Regions from separate parts of the Homo sapiens genome. Here all the other regions are linked to region 2. The links are chromatin loops, found by intact Hi-C in ENCODE. Cell type or tissue: endothelial cell of umbilical vein. All regions are shown on one strand.

Evidence for each region. A loop is a pair of places that touch in the nucleus more often than their neighbours do. Peaks named below come from ENCODE experiments on the same cell type or tissue, not always from the same donor. Only the 100,000 strongest peaks of a DNase experiment are listed, where the experiment ranks them.
Region 1: a loop joins it to region 2, with 2.8 times the contacts of the local background. A loop is called at or near these places in 2 of 110 quality-filtered maps.
Region 3: it touches region 2 in a loop (4-fold over the local background); 40 of 110 quality-filtered maps call a loop at or near these places.

The regions. Positions count from the first base shown.
Region 1 is chr15:81,526,574-81,534,573 of GRCh38, forward strand. No RefSeq gene overlaps it. Among named protein-coding and RNA genes, the nearest start is that of TMC3, 160 kb to the left of the region's middle. In endothelial cell of umbilical vein, no CTCF peak of the experiment used is centred here; DNase peaks (open chromatin) are centred at 4,928 and 5,548; H3K27ac peaks cover 1,953 bases.
Region 2 is chr15:81,476,931-81,484,930 of GRCh38, forward strand. No RefSeq gene overlaps it. Among named protein-coding and RNA genes, the nearest start is that of TMC3, 110 kb to the left of the region's middle. In endothelial cell of umbilical vein, a CTCF peak has its summit at 3,817 (motif pointing right); a DNase peak (open chromatin) is centred at 3,821.
Region 3 is chr15:82,136,420-82,144,419 of GRCh38, forward strand. It overlaps EFL1 (elongation factor like GTPase 1), which reads right to left. Exons shown (of 20, transcript NM_024580.6): 19 at 2,239-2,423. Among named protein-coding and RNA genes, the nearest start is that of LINC01583, 52 kb to the left of the region's middle. In endothelial cell of umbilical vein, a CTCF peak has its summit at 3,563 (motif pointing left); a DNase peak (open chromatin) is centred at 3,552; H3K27ac peaks cover 338 bases.

The sequences.
Region 1 (8,000 bases), 50 kb after region 2:
ATATTTTATTAGATAACAAGTAAATACTTGCTCTCATCAAAAAATTAAATAATATAAAATAAATGAAGTTCTATCTTTATTTCCTTATTTTCCTTCCCTCACAGTTGAGTGGATACTTTGAGGACCCTCTTTTTCACTTAGTGGCTGTGTGATCTTGAACAAGTTACTCTATCTCTGTGCTTGATTTTTCTTATCTGCAAAACAATGATAAAAATAGCAGCTTCCTTGTGGGGTCTTTGTAAGGATTGAAGGAGGGAATTCATATAAAGTACTGAGAACAGCCCGGGGTTATCATAACTCTTAAATGCCAATTATTATCAATGTTCTTATCATTTCACACTTGTCTTACATTTTTCATAAATGGGATCATCTATATAAAATATTGTTATTTATTTGTGTTTCATGATAATTTCTTTCCTAGAGATATTTTTATTTCTGTATTTGTTTCTTTGTAACAGTTGAATAATAGTCCATAATGTGAGTATATAGTGTGATCCAAAGCACACTGTTATTTGTAGAGACTTGGATGGCTTCCAGGTTTTGGATGTTACAAATAATGCTGCAATTATCATCTTTGTATATTTATTCTTATGCACTTATTTGTGAGAATAATTCATATTTCTAGATGTAGAACTTCCAGGTCCAAGGATATATGCATTTTCAATTTTCTTAGTTATTACTAAATTTCCCTCCCCAAAAGTTACATCAACTTGTACTCAGCCCACCAGCCGTGAGTGACAATTCCTTTTCTTTTGCTTCATCGTCGTTTAAATTTTCCTTCTTCTCAACATCACGATCATTAGAGAAATGCAAACCAAAACCACAATGAGACACCATTTCACACCAGTCAGAATAGCAATTATTAAAAAGTGAAGAAACAACAGATGCTTGCGAGGTCATGGAGAAAAAGGAACGAACGCTTTTACACTGTTGGTGGGAATGTAAAGTTCAACTATTGAGGAAGACAGTGTGGCAATTCCTGAAAGATCTAGAACCAGAAATACCATTTGACCCAGCAATCCCAGCAATTCCTTTGGATATATATTACTGCATATATACCCAAAGGAATATAAATCATTCTATTATAAAAATACATGCATGCATATGTTTATTGCAGCACTATTTACAATAGCAAAGGCATGGAACCAACCCAAATGCCCATCAATGATAGACTGGATAAAGAAAATGTGGTACATATACACCGTGGAATACTATGCAGCCATAAAAAGGAATGAGATAATGTCCTTTGCAAGGACATAGATAGAGCTGGAAGTCATTATCCTCAGCAAACTAACACAAGAACAGAGAACCGAGCACTGCATGTTCTCACTTATAAGTGGGAGCTAAACAATGAGAACGCATGGACCAAGGAGGGGAAAAAATACACACTGGGGTCTGTTGTGGGGAGCAGGGGTGGAGGGCATAAGGATAAATAGTTAATGCATGTGGGGCTTAATACCTAGGTGATGGGTTGATAGGTGTAGCAAGCCACCATGGCAGATGTTTACCTATGTAACAAACCTACATGTCCTGCACATGTATCCCAGAACTTAAAATAAAATTTTAAAAATCCCAATTGCAACCTTTGCAATAATAATAATAATAATAAATTGTCCTTTTCTTTTTTCCCTAAGGTCTAGGGAAATTTCTCAGTCTTTCACTTTTTTTCTAATATCCCCTAACAGTTTTTAAGCAATTAATGAAATACAAGTCAAATCTATTTCTTAAACTAGAGTAGAACTATAGTATTACTGTCGTTCAGAACTTTTCCTAAATAAAACTTGAACGATTGGTTTCACAGCTTTGCAGGACATAGGGGAGGTGGTTGATGTTTGAATTTTACTGTTATTTTTTTGTTTTGTTTGTTGTTTATGTCTTGAGAAGCTTGTGGTTATAAGCATAAACTTAGAATGTATAATTTGGATGTGGGATATTGGAATTAAAATCTAAATTGTCCCGAATAAGTTTTATTAAAAGAAGTATGGCCTATCAAGAGAAGTTATCTCTTCAGTTCAGCAAGCAGCTTCATGCAGAAGTAGAATACAAGACATGTGGGCTACAACTGAAGCCTGGGTGAGCCAGTTGCCTTTTGCTTACCTGGGATTTATTGAGTGAATGTTCCATTATCTCACAGGGATCATCTCTACCAGGTTGGCCTCCTTCATGGACCGTAGTCTTGGTGAACAAGGCTCATAACCTTTGGCTAATGCATAGAGCTCCAGTGATATCCCTGATGCATAGGGTAGGAGAGTTTAGCTCAACATATTACTCAACACATGTGGCTCAAACTATAGTCCAATATATAAAACAATTAAAAACAAAAAACTGGTGAGCTCCAAGATAAGATGATGGAATAAACCTAAATTAAGTAAAAGACTCTCTTAACACTTAATAATAAAACAAATGTGAATTTGTTCCAATAAGAAATCCACCAACAGTAAGCAGGCGGAAGAGAGAGAGAGACATGGTCGATTTAAAGTCATGAATGTGCCAAAATGATGATCAAATAAAGGAACATAAGATCCTTGTTTGGAGTTGTAGCGCAGGTTATCTCCTAATCCCATCTTCACCCTTTGAACAATGGTTGGAGTCATTTTATTTTAAATTGCATATTTCAATTTTAGTTGATGTGGATCGACTCCCTGCAATGAAAGATGTGGTCACTATCATTCTCACAGGCCCACCGATCTTCCAGTCTTCGTCTTTCCATTTTGTTACATCACTGATTTTATCCATCTAACTGTACACATAGAAAGACTCCGACATACTGCCTTTTAAAACAGTAGTTTTTCTTCTAAAATAATACACTCAAGAAGATCCTATTTCTTGGGGGTATTTTGAGGCTTTATGGACAGTGTGGTTCACATTCCCATGATGCAAGCTTAATATGTCTAAGGATCTGTCTCCAACTCTTAACGCAACGATTCTGACTTCAATGATTTCTTATGCCTCCTGACTTCAGATAAAGATCTTAAACAATTCCTGAAGGGGTTCTTTGCATTAGAATACTATAAAACTTAGGTGAGGATGACAGCACCCTTATTATAGACTGAACTATATACACAGTTTATTGGAAGAGTTAATTACAGCATACATTTCAACAATTACAGACTACAAATAACATAAGATACATTTCTGGTATTAACTCTCAACTCATTGTCCCTAGGGAGCTGGCAAATTCCTGATCCAGATGTGGCTGAGATAAATGTTTTTGTTCTGGCCCAGACTAAGTCCTGTCCTTCTGCACTCCTTTTAATTTTGCATTATTTCTGGAATGCCTTTTGTTTCCCTAAAATTCATTTTCCTATTGTCATTGAAATGGTCACTTTTGGCATTTCAAAACAAACAAACAAGTAAACAAAAATGACTTAGCTTCTCTGCTGTCAGTAGCCCAAGATTTATCCTCATAAAGTGCAGACCCATCACAAACTGCTTATTTCTGGGCATCCCATTTTTCAGCCAGACACTTCAGTGACTTCTGCAAACCCTAGGGTTTGCTTTGTGCACACTTCAAAATAAATGCTAGATACCTATTTAACATAGACAGGCCTCCTCTACCTGGGCTATGTCTTTGCTCTGATCTGTGTGCTCTTTAATTCGTACTTTATCTCCCTCTGAGCTGTGTTCTGGTGGCAGCAGGGATTTTATGTGGCTGTAAAACCACTCTGTCTTTTGTGAGAAGACAACAGATTCTGGGTAGAGTTCAATGTGATTCTGGGTAGAGCTCTGTGTGGAAGTAAATTATTTTATTATACTACCAGTGTCTCTCTTTTCTATGCATTTCCCTGGTTTTAGTACATCATGGTTTCACTTTGGCTTTTTCCAGTTAACCTTCCCCCATCAGCACTCTCAAAGTCTGCCTGAATGTTTAAAGAACCTGAAACAAAGACAGTTGGGGGTTGATCACGTAGCCTTAGGCCAAAGATATTTTACAATGCTATTCTGTAAGGAATTTTTGGCCACAGTTTCAGATCATTATTTATAATCCCCAAAAGATGACCCCGCCACTTTCTAATCTTACCAGATATACTGGACACTCGTATGTTAAATTCAGGTCAGAGTCTGTGTGGGAGGGAGAAGAAAAGGAAGCTCAGATTTATTGAATTCTAATGTGCCAAGACAGACTTATTTCTTTCATTTAATTTTCTTAACAAATAAGCAGATATTATTCTCATTCTTCTACTAGAGAAACTGAGGCCAGAAGAGTTTACATAACTTGTTTAAGGTCACCATGCAATAATTAATGGAATTGTCCAAGTCTGTCTGATTCCAAAGCCTATACGTTTCACACTAAACATAATGCACTTACCAGGACTATAAATGTGAAAGGGGCTGGGGGCCAATTTTTAAAGGACTTCTAAATGTTTGTAACATTCTTTATTTCAAACAGCCCAAGGTTGCTTTTTAAGGCTGATGCCCCTGCTACGTAGGTAGGGTTAGTTAAGACAAGTCAGGGTCTGAGCACCACAAGGAAATTCTTACCAAGATCCCAGAGGTATCCAGGAATCCACGTGGTACTTATTAGGAAGATTTTGCAAATGAATCGCTTTGAGGATTTTAGTAGAGGAAGTCAGTCTGGGAGACCCTCCTGCTCCATATGGGCTGCATTTCACTCAATGGGGTTTTTGTTGCAGCACAGCTCTGGAAGGAGGTCAGGCGGTGGTCAGCAGAGGAAACCACCGCTGAGAAGGCTGGGCCCTGAGCTGTCATTCCCCCACTTTGCTTTGGACAAGGTACAAGAAATCCTTTATGGGCTGGTGCGATGAAAACTGATGGAAGCCAGCTTTGTTCTATTTTTGTAATATATTTCGGGTTGAGTTAATTCTATGGAAAAAAATAGTCAGTGGGGTTGTGTGTTTATATAGGCCCTTCATCCCGCTGCTCTGTGCCAAGTTCCACGAGTCTGCAAGGAAGTGAAGCCAGACGTGCTCAGCGTCCTGGGTCCTCACCCCAGTGACCTCTTAATCTCTCCAAGTTTACCCAGCTCTCTCGCAGCAGCATTTGCATGGAAATTGATCTCTCAGCTTCTGGCTTTTGGCAGGAGGACACTTCCTTCATATGGAAAAGTGTTTAATACCAATTTAATGGTCTCTCTAGCCACTGTACGCCCTTAGCCCACCCTCCTCCCTCAGTGCCCACTGGCACAGAGCATGGAAATCTAACTTTTAATCACCCCTTTAAAAACACCCTGAAACTTTCTTTCAGTATGTCCACTGCTTTTCTAATGAGGGTTCGCACCAACTTCCTTTTCATCCTGCAAAGAGTAACTGCTACTATAAATTAAAATGATGTCCTTAATAATCCATATTATTTTTTAGCATCTCCTATTCTCGTTAAACATAAATGCAGACAGGGAGGAGGAAGGAGATGGCTTTTTTTTCTTTAATACACAGGAACCAAAGCAAGTGGAAATAATTTTGTTGGTAACTCTGATAAAATGATGCCTCCTGTTTGAGTTTAAATAATAAAATAAATAAAGGCCAAGATGAGGGAAAAGAGTATTGTACAGTGAACATTTTCTGAACTTGAAGAATCAGATAGACACTAAATTAAACATTTGAGCAAATCATGGTAGTAGTTTGTCAGAGTCTCCTTAAACAACACATGTATACATAGTGGAAAATGATTAAGAATGACAAGAATGCGGGAGGAGTCTTACTATAAATACAATAAGTCAGTCATAAAATAATTGTGATGTGGCTCATCAATTTTATGATTTATCCCTGGCCAATTTTTGCTTTTGTTGAGTTGTTGCTTTGTCCTTATTTTTCAGTATCATTATTGTTTAAACTGTTCAATTTTTAAATTCATTTAATTGTAGTCAAAATAGCTATGTTCTAGCCCTGACTGCCAACAATCCACTAGAAAACGCTGGAAGAACCACTGACTATTTCTGGTTCTCCAAGGATTCTTTTATTCTCTAAGTCATTTGTGATTCTATTAAACCCAATATTCCCCCATTAAATTAAACGTCCTGAAAAGAACCGCCTTACCCCTGATAAACTGAGCTACTCATTCTTACCAGTTGGAGTCTTAGTTTTACATTTTCATATACTGCACAAACACCATTTCAACAGCAATAAAAGAAGAGAAAAAATATAAGAAAATTTCCCCTAAGCACTCATCATAATACATCACCCTTTTCCATGTCAGGGAATTTCTTCACCATATTTTCACATACATGCACATAACTTTTACATAGTTTTAGTTTCAACAAAAGTTTTTTGCCTTTCACTTAATATTCTATTCTAAACATTTTCTGCGTTGTTGGAAAATGCATTCATTCAACAATATCTCCTATATGCACTTCTAAAAAAGCCAACTTGTATGAAAAATCATAATAACCGTTCTAAAGGCTACGTAATATCTGTATAATATACCATTGAGAAACATCATTTATTGAAGCATATTCTTTTTTTATGTACTTATTTTTTTAGATAGGGTCTCATTCTATCACCCAGGCTGGAGTGCAGTGGTGCAATCATGGCTCACTGTAGCCTCCACCCCCAGGGCTCAAGCAATTCTCCTGCCTAAGCCTCCTGAGTAGCTGGGACTGCAGACACACCACCACGCCTGGCTAATTTTTTAATTTTTTTGTGGAGACGGGTTTCACCGTGTTCCCCAGGCTAGTCTTGAACTCTTGGGCTCAAGCAATCATCCAGCTGAGGCCTCCCAAAGTGCTGGGATTAAAGGTGTGAGCCATTGCAACTGGCCAACATATGCTTTTATTCGGTTTTAGGTTTTCAGTTTTCTGTATTACAAATCAAGCAGTAATGCAGGTCTTCTTGCATCGATCTCTTCTCATATTGACAGCTCCCCATTCCCACATCCTCCTTGGGATAAATTTTCATGAGTATTATTACTCTCTCTGAGGAATCTCTAGTTATAGCAGTACTTTAAGCTGGTGAGAATTCCAGCTTACCTGTTTACTAGTCCTTGATAGTACCTGTTGCAATGATAAAGTGTGATTGAATATGAAAGCATACAATCTGATAACTAGGATGTAGTAGACCCTGATTAGAATTTGATTTTGCTTTATTAAAAAATTACATTTCAAAACTCATAGACATTTGTACTGCTACTGGTAATATGTAAGAGTATGAAATGCCACCAAAATCTCACAAATTTTTTTATATATTTTGAAAATTGACAAGGCATCAATTGGTGCTTTGCATTGTGATTTTTTTGTATTTTTAATTGAAATATAATTAATACATGAAAATGCAAAAATCAGAAGTGTACAGCCTGATGAATTTTTATAAAGTGAACACACCCATGAAATGATATAATACTATCATATTATCAGCATCCCAGGAGTCTCTTTCTCCCTTTTCCTGTCATTATCTCTTACCCAAAGATAACCAATATTCTAACATCTATCACTATATATTAATTTTGTCAGTTTTTGAAATTTTTATGAATGGCATCATACAGAATGTATTTTTTTCTGGATTAGATATGATTATGTTCATGAAATCCATGTGGCATATAGCATTTGACTGATTGATTCCAGAATATACATATATCACATCTTACTTATCCATTATACTATTAATAAGCATTAAGTAGTTTCCAGCTTTTGGCTCTTACATGTAATGCTGCTATGAACATTTTCATATATGTCTTTCTTTGGCTTTATACAGAACATAAATTTATGTTGGGTCTATTCCTAGGAGTGGAATTTCTGGGTCATACAGAATGCAATTGTTCAGCCTAAATAGCAATTGCCAAACAGTTTTCCAAATGGTTGCAATTTATATTCCCACCAGACGTATGAGAATTCCAGTTGTTCCACATCATCACCAACACTAAGGAGTTTCTACCTTTTTCATTACAGACATTCTGGTGTTAATAGCCATTCTAACAAATGTGCAGTGGTATCTCATAGTGGTTTTAATTTGAATTTCCCTGATGTCTATTGATGATGAGCATTTTTTCATGTGCTTATTGGCCATTCTAATATCTTCCTGTGTGAAGTGTCCGTTCAAGACTTTTAGCTA
Region 2 (8,000 bases):
GAAGATGAAGTTAAAATAATTTAACCACTATGAAACCAGCACAGAAATAGATAGAATTAAAATCCAGAAAATAGACAAGCACATAATGTAAACCTAGCAGATGAAAAAGGTGTGAGTTCAAATTCCTGAGAAAGAATAAAGATTATTTAGTAAATGCCATTGAATCAATTGGCTTAAACATTTGGGGGAAAAAAGAACATAGAATCTAGCTTATGTGTTATACCAAATTAGATAGTAAATATGCTAAGATTTAACTTTCAAAAATAAAAGTATGAAAGTAGTAGATGAAAATACAGGCTAATTAGGAAAGGTCTATTTATGAATGACATCAAAGGCAGAAATCACAAAGAAAAGTGGTTTAGATTAATTGAACCAAAAATTATTTTGTTATCAAAGCCATCATGAAAAGAATTTAGAGAGAAATAAACTGGCTAAGAGGTTATTGTCTTTAACATGTAAAGGGCTCTTTCAAATCAATAAAAATATAAAAACACAATGGACAAATCGGTAAAGACTTTAAAGAGAAGTTTCTCCAAAGATGAATTCAAATAAACATATAAATATTTGACCTGAACAAAAATTATGGAAACTAAAATATGAAAAATAACATTTGCCCATATCACATGGAAAATAATGTGAATGCCTTCATGGCACTAGGAGAAATGGGCAATCTTATTCACTTTTAGAAGAAATGCAAATAACTCTACACTGTCTGAAACTCAGGTTTTTCAGTGTATCTCAAAAGTCTTAAACGTGTGCATTTTCTTTGATCTAGCAATTCTGCTTCTAGGAAGCTTTCCCAAGGAAATAATTAGGTCAAAAATTAACCGTAAGGCTCTGCTACACAAAGTCTTTCATGCATTGTGAGGGGACAGTAACTGAAAAGCAGAGCAAATTGTTCAATCATAGCAGGTTTGTTAAGTAATTTGTAGTCATTCAATTTATTAAATTATACTTCAGTAAAATAAATTATATAGCAGTCTGTAGAAGATCTCTTCTCATTTAGCAACATTCAGTAGATGTATAACTATTTTAGATTAATGGATATAACTCTAGAAGGGTACGTAGCACAATACCAACACCCAACTTTTTTGTGGTATTAATACTACCTGCTCCTAACCCTACAAAGTAATCCTGATTGTAAGGATTGTAAGCTCAAACGTTAACTCCACTGAGTGGCCTTCGGTGAGTACCGCAGACAAAACTATCTTCTAGCCAAGGACATTCCCGGTCCCAGGCCCAACACAGTTTTTTAATTGCCATTTTTTTTAAGCTTCTTCACAGCATTTACCAATGTGTGGCATTACATAAATGCATTCGCTTGTTAATGTATTTCTATTACCTGCCTGATCCCCTTTCAAGATCAGCTCCATGAGGGCAGGGACTGTCTATCTTGTTTCTACTGTTCCCAACAATAGGACCCAGCAAAGAGCTAGATATTGAGTAGATGTTTGTTCAATTAAGTATGCTTTCTTACTGAATTGTAAGAGTTTTTATATATGAAGGATAATAAACTTCTGTCATCTACAGCAGAGGTTGAAAACTTTTTCTGTAATTGGCTACATTGTAAATACTTTAGGTACTAAAGTACTTGCAAATCACAGCGACTCAGCACTGCCTTTCTAGTGTGAAAGCAGCATAGACAATACACAAATGAATGGGTGTGGCTGTGTTGCAGTAAAACTTTATTTTAAAAACAGGAGGCCGCAGGATTTGACCCTTGCTAACCCCTATTCTGCACTGTGAATATATTTCCATTTTATTGTGGGCCATTTAATTTTTGTTTTTATGTACAGAAATTTTTAATTTTTATGTAGTCATTAGTATTCAACATTTTCTTTAGTTTTGTTTTATTTAAAACTTTTCTTAGAAAGTCTCTCCCCATCCCAAATAAGATAAGTATGCTCTGGATCACTAAATGTACCTGATTCAAATATATGAAATTCTCATCCTTTGGCCTTTTATTTTATCCTCTGAGACACAAATTCCACGTATTTTGTTTCCTGTGAAAATAACTGTATCTGTGCATAAAGCTTTTCCCACAATGATGTTCATCACAAGGCTTATTGTAATAGGTACTTTTTGCAATAATCTTAGTGTCTATTAATTGAGAATTAGATGTATTATCAATATAAATGAAAACAAATGATATAAACTAATGAAAATGATTTTAAATTGAATTAAATATTGACCAGAAAATGTGTCCACAATATCCTAAGCAAACGAAAGCAGAATACAAATAGACCTACAGTATGATCCATTTAAAACAATATTGGCACTTATTTGATGTTCAATAAATTTTCGTTGAATGAGTGACTGAATGAATGAGAGAATAGATAGAGCAAAAAATAAGAGTATTCTTTCTGAGAAAATAGCAGCACACCTAAAATGCCAGATCCAAAACAACCAAACAAAAAGTAAATAAAACATTCTTTTCTAAGCATAGCATGGCTTACAGGAAAATAAGGAAGTATTTTCTGCTCCAGAAGCTGCATAAAAATGGGACTGCATTTGAATAAGCATCTACCGGAGCTGACATCTGCCCCGGCAGTGTCTGGTAACCTACAATTTCCAGAACTGCATTAAGAGATATGGGGCCGGGGGAGGGAAGGGGACAACCACAAATCAAAAGTGGGTAAAAAGTGGAAAAACAGGCCAGGTGCGGTGGCTCACACCTGTAATCCCAACACTTTGGGAGGCCGAGGCTGGCGGATCACCTAAGGTCAGGAGTTCGAGACCAGCCTGGACAACATGGTAAAACCCCATCTCTACTAAAAATACAAAAATTAGCTGGGTATGGTGGCATGTGCCTGTAATCCCAACTATTCGGGAGGCTGAGGCAGGAGCATCCCTTGGACCCAGAAGGTGGAGATTGCAGTGAGCTGAGATCACGCCACTGCACTGCAGCCTGGGAGACAGAGCAAGACTCCATCTCAAAAAAAAAAAAAAAAAGAAAAAAAAAAGTGGAAAAACAGTAGAAATATGAGGCAAAATAAAACGGTAGAAATTAACACAAATGTGTCAGTAAATGGACTGAATTCATCAGTAAAATAAACAAAGATTGTTAGTCTCAGTAAAAGAGAACCAAATGAATGCTGCAGTCCCTGTATACCTGAAGGCCTGAGAAGTCTTCACAACTGGGTTAGGGAAGCGAGAGAGAGACGGAAGGTGTTCTGAGGGCTACCCTGCTCTCCACTTTTTTGAATGTGATAAGAAATAAATTTAAAAAGCAAAAGAAAATGTATAAGGTAACTGAGTGCTGACTTTTCTTCTTTTTTTTTGCTTCAGATGACAGTAACAGTATCCCCAAATTTTAAACACTAAAGAACAGTTGTTTTCACAAGTTAAATCTTTTAGGTAATTATATATATATTTTCTTGCTATGATTCGCCTTTCAAAATTAGTTGTGCATGTAAAGAATAAAGCAAAAACCACAATGAACCCACTAATAGATTTTGTACTTAAACTACTTATCAGAAAAAACAAAAACCCTGAAAAATCGTCAAAGGCCTAATTCTGAATATAACAAAACAAAGGATAGTGGCTTTTTCTAAGAGTGTTTTTCTCCCAAGAAATGCATAGTTTTCTGAGAAAATATTTTCATTGATTGTGACCAGAGATGTTACAAATTACAGGGTGGAAATTGAGGTTTAGTTCTAAGCTTTCCACTTAGCCTGTGACTTTGGGACAGTCACTTTTTGTATCTGGGCCTCAATTTCCTCAACGATGAGACAAGCAGTTTGGACAGAATTCCAATATCCCTTCCACATATTAAACTGTGTAGTTTGAGATTATGCGGTGCATTATTATAAATCCCCACTAGGGGGCAGTATTTGCATAGTCATGTCCATCAAAAAGCAGAACTGGGCGTGCAAAATTAACTTAGAACTCATTCTCTCATCTTTGCTAGAAGACAACACTGTAAGCAGGTGGAGACCATAGCCCTGCATGAAGTACTGGGGCCTCTGTGCCAACCCACAGTTCCACTAGGAGGTAACAGCCACCCCACCCCATCCCCAAGAGCCCAGAGAGAGGCGGGACTTCTGATGTCAGCTTTGACTTTCGCAGGGGCTTCCGGAGTGTCTGCATTGTTCTCATTACTGAAAGCGTTCTGGTTGCAGCTTGATGTCTTTGGTGAGGATAGAGTATATTTTGCTTCATTTACTAATTCTCGTTTTCTTCTCCTGTCCCTTCAATATGGATAGATAAATCTGCACAACTTTTACCTCTGGAATTGACGAGTTACCTTCATTTGTGGTTTGCAAAAAGATGCCTGGAAGGATACTGTGTACCAGCACCATGGGATACTTGACAACCCCAGTCAATGGGGATCCATCCTAGGCCAAATGCTGTCCATTCAAGTGGTTCTGGAATCTCAGGGCACACTACAAACCAAACCCAAACCAAATCTCCAGGGCAGACCAGGGATCCAGAGATTGGAGAGATGTGGATTTACATGGTGGTGGCAAATAAAAGAAAGTGAGAACAAGCTTACATTTGCCCAAGATAGCATTTAACCGTACCCTCCCTAACCCAAACCTCCCACCTCTTTCTACCAAAAATATCGCTAAGGCGGCTGAGAAGCTGTCAAACACCCTCTGTGCCTCGCCTCCCTGGTAGGGCTGCTAGTGACAGAGGCATCCGCCAAGACAGGTCATTGAATATTTATTGGTTCTCCTGCACTGGGAGGAGCTGCTGCAGAGTATAAAGATCCATGAGACGAGTTTCTGCCCTCCAGGAGTTTTCAGGAAGGAAACAAACCCAGGATACAAATATTGTTAAATAAAGACAGAGCACGCCAGGGACCCTAGGAGAGAAAAGGCCGAGAGCTGTGGGCAGAGACTAGTGGTGACTGAGAAGGCATCCCGTGGGCCTTCCTTGACATGGGTGGCCTGGAAGGGAGGAGATCTGGACAGAGGTGAGGGCAGGGCAATGACAGGTGATGGGGACAGAATAACTGAACACACTGGGGTAGGATGAGTGGGGCATATTTGGTAAAAAGGAAAGATACAAGGAGGCTGAAGTAAGAGCAAGAGTGGACAGTGAAAGAAGGAAGGCAGGGAGGGGAGGAGAGGAGCTCCCTGCCCGAGCCAGCCCTGTCTGGGTATTCTTTGGGCTTTACTCAGCTTATCAGAGACCTAAGTTCCAATGTTACAAAGCATGTGGGCAGATGGGCATTCTCCTTTACTATCTGTGAATGTGTAAATCATCATACTCTTTTTTCTGCATAGTTTGGCCCTGTGATCTCACAATCCCACGTCAAGCAATTTCCCTTTAGCAGATAAGCACCCAGATGTAAGAAGCATATAGGAAAAGCTAGTTTTCATAGAAGTATTTTATTTTATTTATTTATTTTTGGGGTAGAATCTCTCTCTGTTGCCCAGGCTGAAGGGCAGTGGTGCAAACATGACTCATTGCAGCCTCGACCTCCCAGGATCAAACAATCCTTCTGCCTCAGCCTTCCATGTAGCTGGAACCACAGGTGCACACCACGATGCCCAGTTATTATTTTTTTGTAGAGATGAGAGCTTCACTTTGTTGCCCAGACTGGCTTCGAACTCCTGGGCTCTAGCAATCCTCCTGCCTCAGCCTCCCAAAGTGCTGGGATTACAGATGTGAGCCACTGCACCCAGCCCGAACTATGTTTAATAGTTAAAAATTAGAAATAATCTATGTGTCCTTCAAAATGGAACTCAAATATATAATGGTATTTGGGAGCCATTTAATAAAAAAAAATCATCTTGTGATCAGGGGTGTTCATGACATGTGGTTCAATGCACTAGGCTACTTATAGAACAGCTGTATATAGTGATGCCTTCTCAAAGTTGTCCACATGTAAGTGTGAATGAGAATATGCACCGATATAGAGTTATCTGAAAGAATGCTCAACAAAATGTGTACAGATGTGCGTGATGTTATGACATGATATGTGTGTCATGATGTGTATGATTTTGTGTATTATCTTAATTCTTGACCCCAAAGGTGCCATCTTTACAGAAACTCTTGGGCAGTGTTCTTGGGAGGAACAGAACCAATAGGACGTACGTACATAAAAATCTCCCTCTTTCTACATATATATCTATAGATAGATAGGTAGAGAGAGATTCATTTTAAGGAATTACCTTACATGATTTTGAAGGTGCAAGTCTAAAAATCTGCAAGGTAGGCAGGCAGGCTGGAGACCCAGGCAAAAGTTGCAGTCCAAGTGCAAAAGCCATCTGCTGTGAGAATTCCTTCTTGCTGCAGGGAGGTCAGTCTTTATTCAGGCCTTCAACTACCTTGATGAGGCCCAGCCGCATTTGGAGGGCAATCTGCTTCATTCAAAGTGCACCCGTTTAAATGTAAATCTCATTCCCAAACTCCTTCACAGAAACATCCAGAATCATGTTTGACTAAATAATCTGGGCACCATGGCCCAGCCAAGTTGACACATAAATGTAGCCATCACAAGCAGTGCCCAAGATGTTAGGACTGGTTGTTAGTCCCCAGAGACTTCCAGAAAAAGTCATTTCAGCAGCTTCTCAGGAGATGTGGTGCAGGGGATGATGGGGTATGTGTGATAGCTCCGGGCAGGCGCTACAGGGTTTTGTTTTAGTTGGCTGGCTAGAGAAAGCTGGACTCCTGTATAGAGTTACTGACTTGAAGAAGAATCTATAAAGAACAAAGAGATATTTGAGTTCTTTTCCTACATTAGGCAAAATTGAAACTTTCATGCACAATGGCAGACCTGACCAAAAAACAAACAAAAACCAAACATTCAAGTCTCTTACTGTGTGTGGTCTGTTCCCATGCCCCCAATATGGTGTCTTTGCCTACTCACCCTCTTAGATACTCTTACATTTCTTTGCCTGTGACTCACACCTTGCTAGAAACAATGTTGGTTATTGGCGTCAAAGGTACAACCTGCAAAAAAGCAGCCTATGCTTAAAATATAATTCTCTGTTTTCTCCATATTTTCCTCACACTTCTCAGGACTTGATGCAGGAAAATCAAGACATCACTGCTAGTTCAGGTGAGATTAATTCAGTGTGGGTCATTACAGTCAAATTGATAAAACTGCTCTGCTCACCCTCCATAGAAAAAAGTCCATAGCTCTCCACTCCAGTGTGGCCAGTATCATTCCTCAGCCACATTCTAAAGAGGGCCAAGGAGTTTAGCCTCATAACATCTGTGGCCTTGTGCATGGCTCCTGAGCATGCGGCAGCAGGAAGGTGGCCGGAGCTGGGTCATCGTGGCTCTCCAAAGGCTCCTCCTGCACTGGGAGCCATAGTGTCAAGCCTCCCTCACACACTGGCAAGCAGCCCTTTCCTCCTCTCCCTACTGTCCATCATGGCCTGGCGATGTGTGTTGGCAAAAGCAAAGGCCTGGGAAAGAGAGCCATCTGCCAGCTCAGCCTCAGCAAGCCCTTCCTTCAAGCCTTCCCATCAGAAGCCAGATTCCTTTCCTGGGAGCAATTAGTCCTAACGACAAATGACAGAGGTTCTAAAACTGCGATTCAAGTGAGATTTGCAGAAGAAATGATAAATAAACCCAGAAGTTATCAAATTATAGCAGCAGGATTTATTCACTTGTATTAGAAGCTGAAAGCACAATGTAAGGGCTTGTGTTCCCTTTGGCACAAGTCTTCTCGTGCAGTTATTCGTTCTTCCTGAACACCCTGGGATTTCCACGTGGAGAGTTCAGAAGGAGAAGTAATCTGCGATCTCTCTGCTTCAGGCTCTCTTTTTATTTCTTCATGAATCGTTTAGTCAGCTGTCCTCTGGGAGGGAACTTTCAGTCATTCCACCTTCTAATTAAGATTTCTTTTCAAAAACAGCAAACATAGGTTTGGTCCATTGGGTTTGCTTACCCTGGCCCAGCAGCCATGTCCTTATAAGAATTTCCAAGTTAAATGTTTAGCTTGGGTGTGTGCAAAGAAGTTGAGACAGTCATCTGCTTTGCATCACCTGAGGTCAGCGGGCTCAAGAAAGGAGGTGAATGCAATTTTAGAATCCTTGACT
Region 3 (8,000 bases), 660 kb after region 2:
AAGGCAGTTTGCAGCAACAGTAACGCCAATGAAGAAAGCATTCTTCGTCTCAAGGTCATTAGGTTGAAGTGGACTGAATCTCTCTGGTTCTAAATATCATTTAGCTGTATTGCTCTGTAATCACACATCTGGTCACTAAAACCTGTGGTAGAGGATGCTGTAATGATTTTTTCATTAGAACCATCAGTAATACATTTGCACTACAGACATAGTTCTATTTTTCAGGCACTGCCTTTTAAAACCCATCCCTTATATTTCTTACTTGGTTTGTGTTCTTATGTAAAAGTTGAATGCCAAAAACCAAAACCAAAACTAAAAAGCTAGAATTTTGGATAAATGAGAAATTACTACCCACAAGCACAGGAATTAAAAAATAAATGTTTGGGGGGTACTGTTTTCTACATAATGAAATTCAGCAATATCGCATCAGATATAAGCCAGCAAAGCCATCAAAACACCATTAAGTTTTCAGAGAAATATGCAAAAGTCAAGAAAAGATTCATAGTAAATTACTGTTAAAACCTAGAGTTTGTACTGACCAAAAAAACGTAACCTAAATCATAGCATTAACCTTGGTTCTGTCAAGCATTAAGAATGTGATTTTTTTTTTTTTTTAAAGGAAAAGCAGACACAATGGTGTGCTCTGGGCTAGCAACTTCACTTGCATCAATTTAGATGATATGAACTTGCTGAATTAAAATCAAATTTGCCCTGTCCAAAGTCAATTTTTCTGAAGTGCCACCCTTCTTTACTTCACTGATTCACTTGATTATAAATTTCATTTTAAAAAGAAAATTCTCCCTCAATTATTCTCATTTTCCATTCTCTTCTAAATTTAAACTCTTCTTAAAGTGTTCTGGAAAAATGGACCCATTAGGCTAAAGAAAGTGAGAAAGATAACAGCTTAGCATTGAAGCTAAATCATGAGTTCTGCTGAAATAGAGTTTAAGAAAAAAAAACCATGGATTATCTGTGTGAAGCCCTGTGCAATGAATGCCACACCGCTGAGAGCAAGCCAAAATGAATGTGGTGTAGACTCAGAGAACGAACCACAAGGAAACAATCTTCGCATCAGCAAGGGCTGGTCAGCCACAATGTCAGGAACTAGGTTAGATATTTGACCTAGGGGTGAAGAAAACTCAGGGAGGGTCCATGATTTGTCCAAATAAATAGAAGAATATTTGAAACCAGGACTCTCTGACTCCAAAGTCAATGGTTCTTCCATTACCTTACAAGCCTCCATGGTAAAAGGGAATAATGTGAAGTTATTTCAATTCCCTGTAAACAATAACAACAAAAACTGCTTTCTTAAAACAATCTTTCTACTTATATCCTTGAGTTTACAATTTGATTCCTGACCTTAGGCTTTTTCTTGAAAAGTAAATTGTTTTTTGCACATGCCCTGCAGTTTGTTTTTACCAGCCTTTTCTCATGCGGCACCTTCTGATTGAGTGTCCTTCTTCTTAGCTGGTTAATGTCTACTTTTCCTTTACAGATATGTTCAGGACAGCTGGTCTGACCTTATCTTTGCCACTTGTTATTCTTTTTTCTCTAACTTAACAATGTGTTCACAATCTTTCCTTCTCTCCTCCCTCAGCAATGTGGATCTGTTAAGTTTTCCTTTCTGATTACAGATAAGGTTTGCCTTTTCACCTACCTTTACCTACACTGACAATGAAGGGTTCTGAGTAGCCATTTCGTTCCATTCTCATTCCACAACACCTGAAAGCCACAGAAACCTTGAATCTCCATAATGGGGACTGAAGAATATACAGTACATAATAATTTAAAGCTACCCCTTGCAAGAAGTGTAACTGTTCCCCTCTAATTACTGGAGATATTTTTTTTTCCCCTAGAAGAAAATATTCTTAAAATTTCACATTCAAAAGGTCTGTGATTTTCTTTTAAAAATCTAAAATATATATTTGGATGAAAAAAGGATTAAATTTTCAGCATCTTAAATTTTATATTGAATAAAAAGGACAAATGAGAGAGAGAGAGAGAGAGTGTATGTGTGTGTGTGTGTGTGTGTGTGTGTGTTTATTATAAACCACAGATGATCTCAGGCTCATTCAATCTGGATGAAAAAGCCATTTGCTTTCTCCTGTCCATTTGACTGAGTTGAGCCATAGGAAGGCCAAATGGCATGATCTGTGTTGTTTGCTACTCTTGGCCTCCTCTGTAGGGAATGTATCCATAGATGAGAAGGAAGGAATGAATGGGAACTTGGATTTTTACCTCCCAATGGCTGAATACTAGTTGTGGGCTGGCCAGGCCACTTGTCCTCTTCCTGATTTCATCAGCAAAACCAAAGCTTTCAGCAACAGGCAGCACAGCCTTGATGATGAACATGTCTGTCCCTTCTTTCATTTCTTCTTGAAGTACCCGACCTTCTCTCTTTGACAAGACAGCATAGACTCGACCTGTAAAACCATAAATCTTTTAAAATCATGGATCAATCATATGGCTTGAGCCACACCAAGACATGATTACCCATATACTCTGTAACAATCCATAAATGATTAAATTTGTTCTCAATAATGTTGATTTACAAAAGCAAGGAACACTTTTTAAGTGTTTATTTAAAAAGCATGAGATTTATAGAAAAATTGGAAACAAAAAATAACAAAAAGTTAAATCACCCCAAACTACACTGCTCATAGACAAACTCCACAAAACAGCATGAGAAGAAGATTTGTAAAAGGACCTTTCAATGCAGTTTCACCTATAAGCTATCTTTGGGTCTGAAATCCAATGAGATGAGTGACTGGGCTTCATAAATATTAAAATATTTGAATAATTTTGAGACCTTATTGACATGGCAATGATAATTAAGATGGCATAGGCTATTTGGGCTTAGTAGGCAAGCAACTGGCATTTTTATACCAAAAATTAAAACCACACACATATATATTTGTTCATAGTTTTCTTAAACTGGTAATATTTAAGTGGTATGAGTATTAAGTGTTTTATTCCCCTGAAAACTGATAGGTTTGGAATCTTTAAGGTCTGGTAACAATTTCTAGTGCCACAGCACAAGAATTCCACTAGCAAATTCTCTTGGATGACTCTTTCAATTCATCTTTAGGCACAATTCTGCCTCACACTCAGGAGGGAAACATCTTCCCCTCTGACTGGTGTTCTGTATGAGTGTCTCTGGGTATGCAATGTATCCTTTCAACTAGTAAGGAGAACAGACCCTGCAAAGAATAGAGATACATTGAAAATCACAGACAATCATGAAGGACTTGCTGTAACCAGCAGATACTCTCTTTAAAGCCTTCTCTTTCACCTGCTGCCTAAAAAATAATTTTAGTTACATAAGTGATCTATTGCATATATTATCCTTAAACATTTACAACACTGCTGCTAAGCAGGGCTAAAGTATCCTTTGACCACCATTGAGTCCTGGACCCTTCTCTCCTAACTGCCAAGGTGATGAGTCTGGAGTGTCTGCTACCCACTTACCTTTATTTATTTATTTTTTAAACTAGAAACTGACGACACAAAGCCAAAATGTCTGACTTCCAAACTTTTCTCTCTGATTCAGATTTCCCCCTAGTGGCGGTTATTAGGAACGGAAATAGGAAACAAATGGCAGAAAATCTATTGTGTCACAACGCCTCAAGGAAAAAACCTAAACTAAAATCTCTGATGAGCCTTCACCATGTTTAGGTTTAGCTTAAAAACAAATTAACACTCCATTCGTAATGAAAGGCACCCCCTTTCCTCTTGTCTACTTCCCCAGCTAGCTACTACATTCTCTCCTTCCTTGCTTCCTCACATCTTAAACAGGTAGCTTCTCATTTCTTCACTATGTGCTCTTTCTTTAACATCTAGCTCTCCTGGTTGCTTCAGGAAACTGCTTCCTTGAAATTTCACAATAATTTTCATGTTCCTAACCTAAATGCTTTTTTCCCCCAATTTTCATTCTCTGTGATTTCTCTGTGGTATTTGAAGCTACTGATTAATGTCTACTCTGCCTACTGTCTCCAATCTTAGTATTATTCTCCTTACACTCCTGGCCTTCTGACCATCATTCTCTTTATTTCAGTATCTCCTGAACTTCTTCTTATGAGTATTCTTTGAGGCTTCATACTCTTTGAACAAACTCTCCACTCAGCGAGACAACTAATTTATAATTTGTGTGGTTTAAATTAACTAATTTTATGCTTGGGACTCCTAAGGCCATCTCTAAGCCAGGCCTCTCCTTGGATCTCCAATACCACTTTACAATGGATGCCAGGGCATCTCTGCTGTGGAAGCCAACTTCCTTTCAAATTTAACATGTCTAAGAATATATTATCTACTTCAAAAGGCAATTCCATTCTCCCCATTCCAACTATTTCCCCCGTCATTCATACCAGAAACCTCATAGTTACAGAATCACACAACAGTGGGGTAAAAGGAAACTTGAGGGTCAAGAAGTTCTACTAAAGTAGCTGTTTAAGCTCTCCTTGTATACTCTAAAACTCATTTTCTCCCAGGGTAGCCCATTCCATCTTTGGATAACTGTAACAGCTGACAATTCTTGAGTCCCAAATATGTTCCCCTGAAGTTTCTGACCATCAGTCCTAGTTTTTATCACATGGGACAAGTTTAATCCCTCTCCCACAAATTACCCTGTAAGCTACTCAAAGACAGCTGTCTCATGTTCACTTTTCCAGGCCAATCTTGCTGTGACTAGACCTGTATTTCCTGTTTTATCGTGGCCACTCTCCTACTTGAACTACTATGATTTATTTACATCCCTCTTGGTATTTGGTACCCGGAAATGAAAAACAATACTTCAAGTATAGTCTGAAAAGGTCCCAAAACAGCAGAATGATTATTATTTTCATTAGTGATCCCTTTTAGTTATATATTATTTGTCTGAGATATATAGAAAAGAAATCTTACCATAACACCTAACATGTGTGAACTAGTAATCTTTACTCCCCTATCTCATTCGCAGAAATGTTTTAAGGGCCAGGAGAGCGGTGGCTCACGCCTATAATCCCAGCACTCTGGGAGGCCAAGGCAGGCAGATCACTTGAGGTCAAGAGTTCAAGACCAGCCTGGCCAATATGGTCTCCACATCGCCACTAACACTACAAAAATTAGTTGGGCATGGTGCTGTGTGCCTATAATCCCAGCTACTCCAGAGGCTGAGGCAGGAGAATCGCTTGGAGGAGAACTTGGGAGGTGGAGATTGCAGTGAGCTGAGATCGTGCCACTGCACTCCAACCTGGGCAATAGAGTGAGACTCGGTCTCCAAAAAAAAAAACCAAAAAAAAAAAAACAAAAAAGAAACGTTTGAAGGTAGTTTATGGAAGTAAATACAAAACAATAAAACAATAGGGGCAAAAAAGAATGAGGAAAGTGGGGCAAACAGACCACGAATAAGGGGCCAGTGGGGACAAGCTGCCTGACTGCTGCTGCATGGGTCATGCCAGCAGGCTTAGATCAATAATTGTAATTGAAACTGAATATAGTTAACATGTAATTTTGATCCATTCAATTTTAATTCCATGAAAACTATATGTTGATACTGGGGCATAGTTATGGATCACCAAGCATAGGAAAATACTATTATAAAACCTTCCAAACACACTTGGTTCTCATGATAGGTGTGTTCAATGCTTGGATGCATTCAAAGACCCTAAATGTGCCATTGTCATCACTGAGAAATTAACACAGCCATATCAATAAGAATTTCTGATCATGTGGCTCTTGACTGCAAATACTTTCATACCCTTTCCACTGGATATCTGTTCCATCATGATCACTTGTTTGTTCAGTCACTTAAATAAAGATCAGAGTTGGTTGAGTACAGCGGCTCATCACTGTAATACTAGCACTTTGGGAGGCAGAGGTGGGAGGAACGCTTGAGACCAGCCTAGGTAACAAAACAAGACCCTGTCTCTAAAAAAATTTAAAAATTAGCCAGGTGTAGTGGTGTGCAACTGCAGTCCTAGCTACTTGGGGGACTAAGGCAGGAGGATCATCTGAGCTCAGGAGTTGGAGGCTGCAGTGGACTATGATTGTGCCACTGTACTCCAGCCTGGGTGACTGGGCAGGACCCTGTGGGAGGGAGGGATGGAGGCAGGAAGGAATTGACAGAAGGAGGTACCAGAGTACCCTACTGTATGAAAGGAACCAGGGAAGAGGAATTCATCAAGGAAAAAACCAGCAACAAAAAGATTAATCAATTAAAACAGTATTGATCAGTGCTCAACTGTTAATGACTACACTATAAATATCTCAGCCTGTATTCAAGGCAGTAACCCACCCCTTCAGCTTCTCTAACTGCCAGATTCTGGAGTACACAGGGCACAGCCTCTCCAAGCCAAGGTATATCACTCACTGTCCACAGGCAAAACCATTTGAGGTTTTGCCAACTCTAAGCTCACAGTTTCTTTAACCTAGAATACTCTTAGTCCAACCCTATATTCAAATCCTTTTCATCATTCAAGGCCCATTCAAAAATTACTTGTTCCATGAAGTCTTCTCTAATACCCAAGCTCAAAAAAGTCTCTTTACCATTTGGGTGAACATTATCTGTTCTTTTATGGCCCTATGGATTCTCATATATACATTTTCTTCTTCCATAATATTAAGATTAACCTGTACATTCTACAGTCTTGAAAGCTAGAAGTTTGGTGATTAAAGGTATGTTGTTTTTTTCAGAATTTAGGAAAGGGAATAGTTGTCCACAGCAATGTTTTCTTTAACAGTAAACAATCAGGAAACAATGCAAATTTCCAATTTCAGAATAATAAGTAAACTGTATCATATCCTATTGATAAGATTACACGCAGAGGTTAAAATGAAAATTATGAATTCTAAGTAGCCAAATGAAAGCATGCCTATAAAATAAATAATAAACCTAAAAAGCAAAATATTACATTATTTCTATCATAAGGTTACAGTTATGCAAAATGTACTATTATGGACAAGGGTTGTAAAAGAAAATGGGAAATAAAGTTGGATTCCAAGGAGAAAGAGCATTCTTTCACCTTGTGATTTGTTATTGTTGGTAACACTTATGCACTAACTTTAATTAAAAACACACATACAAATAAATTGGTAGGTACTTATTCTTATACACCAGGTCACACTAACCTCTTCCTTTTGTCACAGAGCTATAAGACTGCTGAATCAGGCCAACGTGGTTGACAGGATACAGATGGGCTTCAATCAAATAGGAGATAAAGCATGCTGCAGACACAGTGGGGAACGTAGGCTGGTTGCTACTATATAGATAGATCAGCTACAAGTTTATAGATAATTGATGTTAACAGGTCAAACCCACTGTGGAAAGTTGTCCTTAGTGAGTCTGCTAGCACCTCTTACTATTATAATCAGTGACTTAAAAAAGAAGGCACAATGATCAAATCCAAAGTTGACATGAAGTTGGCTGGAAACAAACACTGTGACACAGTCAAGATAACTGGGCAAGGACCCCAGTTTTTTTTATTTTTTAGATAGAGGGTCTTGTTATGTTCCCACAGCTAGATTTGAATTCCTGGGCTCAAGCGATCTCCTGCCTCAGCCATGCAGCTGGGACTATAGGCATACGCTCGCACGCCTGGCTAGGACTTGAAATGCAAATTGTGTTAAACCAACCAAGTGTCCAGGATTTGAGAGGTCAAGCTGTTGGAGACCAACCTGGGCAACATGGTGAGACTCCGTCTCCACAAACATTAAAAAGTTAGCAGGGAATGGTGGCATGCCTGTGCTTCCTGGAGGCTGAGGTGGGAGGAGCGCTTTGAGCCTAGGAGGTTGAGGCTGTGGCAGTGAGTCATGTTTGCGCCACTGTACTCCAGCCTGGGTGACAGAGTGAGACCCTGTCTCCAAAACAAAAAAAAAAAAGGAAGGTCATGCTGAACAGCAGTTCCTATAAAACCAACTAGAAATGAGTTTACTTTAGGCTTAATAGTAGTCTTCAATGTGCTATGGTACAAAGAAAGCCAACTTAATACTAAGTTGCTGAATACAAAATTATTCCATCAATCAAA